Linked DNA regions of Homo sapiens: region 1 is linked to region 2. Evidence: read pairs that join two places in POLR2A ChIA-PET (ENCODE). Cell type or tissue: OCI-LY7. All regions are shown on one strand.

What was found. Peaks named below come from ENCODE experiments on the same cell type or tissue, not always from the same donor. Only the 100,000 strongest peaks of a DNase experiment are listed, where the experiment ranks them.
Region 1: POLR2A ChIA-PET joins it to region 2 with 5 read pairs; 3 of 35 experiments call an interaction of 5 or more read pairs at or near these places.

The regions. Positions count from the first base shown.
Region 1 is chr9:105,044,015-105,046,514 of GRCh38, forward strand. No RefSeq gene overlaps it. Among named protein-coding and RNA genes, the nearest start is that of CT70, 53 kb to the left of the region's middle. In OCI-LY7, no CTCF peak of the experiment used is centred here; no DNase peak of the experiment used is centred here.
Region 2 is chr9:104,862,047-104,864,546 of GRCh38, forward strand. All of the region lies in intron 5 of ABCA1 (ATP binding cassette subfamily A member 1), which reads right to left. Among named protein-coding and RNA genes, the nearest start is that of ABCA1, 65 kb to the right of the region's middle. In OCI-LY7, CTCF peaks have their summits at 1,362 (motif pointing right) and 1,563; a DNase peak (open chromatin) is centred at 1,385; H3K27ac peaks cover 1,238 bases.

The sequences.
Region 1 (2,500 bases), 180 kb after region 2:
CTTGATCTGTGGGGGGATTTTTGCTCATGGCAGCGTCCCCTTAGACACCCTGAAGAGATAGCCAGAAAAGTGTGAAATTTCTACTTATCTTCACACTCTAGTAAGCCCTCTAACCCTTGTTTCTCGACTACAAGGCAGGATCCAAGAGTTCTAGAGCTTTCTAGCCAGGGCATTGTGAGGACATGGAGCCCGCAAGGAAAATTTCTGCCCAAGCATATGACATTATGATTAATAAGCATCAGCCATTAAGTATTTTGAGAGCTTCAGATGAAAGTTTCACAAACAGACCAGAGTGTCATATAATAAGGATTATAAGCTTCTAAGTATTTCATACTTGCCTTGATCAAAACAGAAAACTCTTCATGTATACATTATTAATAAATTTGGATGCCCCTTTAAAGGTGATTAATTAGGTCTGAGTCTCCTTCAGACTCTATGATCACACTGAAGATCTACACACTGGTCTGTCTGCTCCAGAGCTCCAGGCTTTTATCTCTCTAGTTTGGCAGGAATCTCCATGGGAGGCCAGTCCTAGCCTTGAGTGTGAAGGGTCACCAGTGGGGCATCATCCCCTGCGTTCTGGAGTGTGCTGAATGCCAACTCCCATTACATGGGGACCAAAATGAGCTCAGGAGCATTGGTATCAAGCCAGACTGCCAGTCTTCCACTCAGGCATCTCGGCCAACCTGCAACAAACACTGCCTGGTCTAGCTATTTAGAACTGAATAATTGGCACAGACATAGATGCCTGCTGACTTGCATTTGGTGCTCCCATTTGAATTTGAATTCTTTCATTAAGCCACAGAGCATCCTTTTTAAAGGTCCAGATCCTCCCAGGATAATTAGACTCTTCCTACAGCAACAGGAAGGCTGAATTATTCTTTCTGTCTCCCTGATCTGGCTGCATTTAAACAAGTTGGTAGGTACTTTCTGAAACAATTAGAAGAAAAGGGATAAGATGAGTGAGGCTCAATTCCCTTTTCAAAAAGTGCAGACAATGGCGGGTGCGGTGGCTCATGCCTATAATCCCAGCACTTTGGGAGGCTGAGGTGGGCAGATCACTTGAGGTCAGGAGTTCGTGACCAGCCTGGCCAACATGGTGAAAACCCGTCTCTCCCAAGAATACAAAAATTAGCCAAGCATGGTTGTGCAAGCCTGTAATCCCAGCTACTCAGGAGACTGAGGCAGGAGAATTGCTTGAACCCGGAAGGCGGAGGTTGCAGTGAGCCGAGATCATGCCACTGCACTCCAGCCTGGGTGACAGAGCGAGAGTCTATCTCAAAAAAACAAACAAACAAACAAAAAAACAACAGTGCAGACAAGAGATCTAAAAATGCTTCTTGCTATCTAGTAAGCTTGGATGTGCCTTCTTGGAGGCTACAGAAGGGTAGCCTTGAAAAATTGGATTTTTGCTGGGTACTTCCCAGTGAATCAAGGCACTGGCATCCCTGGGGGGCTCTGCAAGGTTATGGTCCTGAGGTTTGTGTATGAGAGTCCTGTTGCTGTTCCAGTGCATTTATAAGCCCTTATTGAGATGGCAGGTGACTAGAGGGAAAAGGACTCCTGTTGAGTATTTTTTTTTTTTTTTAAGAAATCCTTTAGGAAGCTGGATTAGGCTACGTGGAAATGTAATTGTGATTCTCAGCAGGCTGAGACTCATTAACAAAGAGCCAGAATAATGGGTTTTTATACAAGGTATTCATTCATTCATTTTTATTCATTTATTCTTTAACTGAATGTCTCCGCTAAGTGCCAAGCACTGGGTGGGATCCAGTCCCTGTCCTCAATGAGCTGAAAGTGTTTATATGGGAAGGGAAGTGTGGGTGGAGAACAGAATGCAGGAGAGACAGACAAGTAAACAGGTTATTAATACACTGTGATAATTACTAAAACAGTGGTAGGTACAAGCATCAAAATTCGGATGGGGAATAATGCATTAGAAATGGTGTAGGGAAAAAGTATGAAGGAGAAGAAAGACTTGACAGTGGACATGAAGCTATAGCTGAGCCTTTTTTTTTTCTTTTTTTTTTTTTGATACAGTGTCTTGTTCTGTTGCCCAGGCCAAAGGGCAGTGGTACAATTATGGCTTACTGCAGCCTCAACCTCCTAGCCTCAAGCAACCCTCCCACCTCAGCCTCCTGAGTCACTGGGACTACAGGTACATGTCACCATGCCCTGGCTAGTTTTTTTTGTGGACTTTTTTTTTTTTTTTTTTTGAGATAGGGTTTCACTCTGTGGCCCAGGCTAGGGTACAGCAGTATGATCTCGGCTCACTGCAACCTCCACCTCCCGGACTCAAGCGATCCTCCCACCTCAGCCCTCCCAGTAGCTGAGACAAGTAGGCACCACCATGCCTGGTTAATTTTATTTTTTTGTAGCAACGAGGTCTCATTGTGTTGCCGAAGCTGATCTTGAACTCTTGGCTCAAGTGATCCTCTTGCCTCGTCCTGCCAAAGTGCTAGAATTACAGGTGTGGGCCACCACACACAGTCTTTTGTTG
Region 2 (2,500 bases):
GTTACACACACACACACACACACACACACATACACACACACACAGCCTTTCCTTTTCTTTTTTTTTTTTTATTTTGAGACGGAGTCTCACCCTGTCACCTAGGTTGGAGTGCAATGGTGGAATCTCAGCTCACTGCAACCCCCGCCTCCCGGGTTCAAGAGATTCTCCTGCCTCAGCCTCCCGAGTAGCTGGGATTACAGGTATGCATCACCATGACTGGCAAATTTTTTTTTTTTTATCTTTAGTACAGACAGGGTTTCACCATGATAGGCAGGCTGGTCTCAAACTCCTGACCTTGTGATCCAACCTGCCTTGGCCTCCCAAAGTGCTGACAGTACAGGCGTGAGCCACCATGCCCGGTCTTTCTCTTCTAAATGATCTCACCCACCCCACCTGAGCTTTGTGGCACTAGTCCGTTCATTCCTGTCTCCCCACTGCCTTTTCACAGAGCTAAAATTGGAGAGATTTAAAGCTTTATTCCCACAAGCTGCAGAGACTAATCTCCTGTTTAATGCAAAACAAGCAATGGTTCTCAAACTTAAGTATGCATCAGAATCACCTGGAGAGCTTGTTAAAATGCAGACTGCCGGGCCGGGCCGGGCCGGGCCGGGCCGGGCCGGGCCGGGCCGGGCCGGGCCGGGCCGGGCCGGGCCGGCCCCCACCCCCACCCCCACCCCCACCCCCACCCCCACCCCCACCCCCACCCCCAGAGTTTCTGATACAGCGGCCCTGGGATGCGACTGGAGAATCACTTACAGGTGATGCTGATGCTGCTGACCTGGGGACCATGTTTTGACAAACACTGGCAGAGTGCATTACGCATATCAAAGTGCCTTCACAGACATGGTCTCATTTTCATTCCAAACATAAAACATGTGATACAAAGCTCCAAAACCCAGGTCTGCCAGGCTTTAGGAAAACACATTAACATATATTTAAACCATCAGCCCTATTAAATGATTTGATTGCTAAAGGATTTCATACGGAATCTCCCTAAATAATAGGCCCTCTGAGTACAGTTAGAAAAGGCTTCAATCCAGTGCAACAAAACAGAAAAAGCAGCACTAAGAATCCAGAATTTTAGTTTCTAGAGTTGGAGGCTGTGTCTGGTGGCGTCCCTGCGTACCTCATGTCATCTTTCTGAACCTCAATTTCTTGATCTCCAAAATGAGAGGTTTCTGACCAGATGCTTGGTAGGAGCCCTATGACTCCGAAACAGTATAGTTTTCCCTGACTCATCTCATTTGGCTGTCTACCTCTTCTCCTTCCAACCCACTCTCCTAACAGCCTAACTTCTTTGTAATAAAGATAAAACCAGCTCATCAGGACCACATGAACTGAGCCCACATGGCCAGGCACTAAGCAACCTCTAGAGGGCAAACTTTGCAAACTGAAATCATTTACCAGAAGAGAAACAGGTTTGATCTGAAAATGGGGCTACAGTGTGAGGCTTAATGAGGACAGGAGTTAATCCGCGGAGCTAAGAGGGTCACATGCAGAGATAAAGTAACAGGAGGGCCTGACAGCCCAGCCAGTCTCTCATAAATGCTGTATGATCCAGGTGTATTCTGCTTTAGGCAAACTTCAGTAATATTGAGTTATATAGACAGAATAAATTGAGCAAGATTTACATCGCTAGAGAAATGATTCACTGCTACCCCTCTATGGCTAGCTCCTAGTTATTCCTCATGACAGCCAGTAGCTGTTCTTAGGCCCAGTTAGTGTCCCTCAGAATCAGTGCTCCTGCAAACTGCTACCTACCTGATGCTTCCCATCACATGTGACTCTACACTGTTAGCATTAGGCTCTCTACTGCAGTTGTCAAACCTCAGAGCACCTAAGCTTCATTTAGGGAGCATGCGAAAATGCAGTTTCTTGGGCCCAGTCCCCAGAGATTCTGAAATAGTGGGTCTAGAGTGCAGAGCCTACAAATCTACATTTGAATAAGCATCCCTTACACTTTTAATGTTGGGGGAGGGAGGTGTGGAACCACAGTTTAAGGAACATTGTTTTACTTGCATGTTGTCTCTACCAGACTATGCCTATAGGATAGGGAATATGCGTTCTTAGTACCACCAATGCCCAGATCAGGCCTGGCACAGAATTACTGCCCAGTGAAGGGTAGCTGAATACTAAACACTAGGAGATGGGATTAGGGCTGACAAGGTTCCAAAAGTATCTGAGTACCATCATAGGAGATTTCCTTTTAGCTGGCCAGGTCCAGGAAGAGCCCAGGGATGTCAGGACCATCCCCAGGCCACACCCCAGGAGTGAACAGGACTTCTAACCACTGGAACTGCCTTCCCAGGAACAGAAAGCGACATCCGGGGTCACTTTCTGTTCTTGGGAGAAACAGGAAGGAAGGTGTAAGCTGGTGTCTTCAGTTGAGGACTGGTGTGAAAAGGTAGACATTAATCACTGTACAACCATGGAAAAAGCACCACCCTGGGAGTCAGAAACCTGGGTTCTAAATCCATTTATTTGTCGAGTCATTTCATGT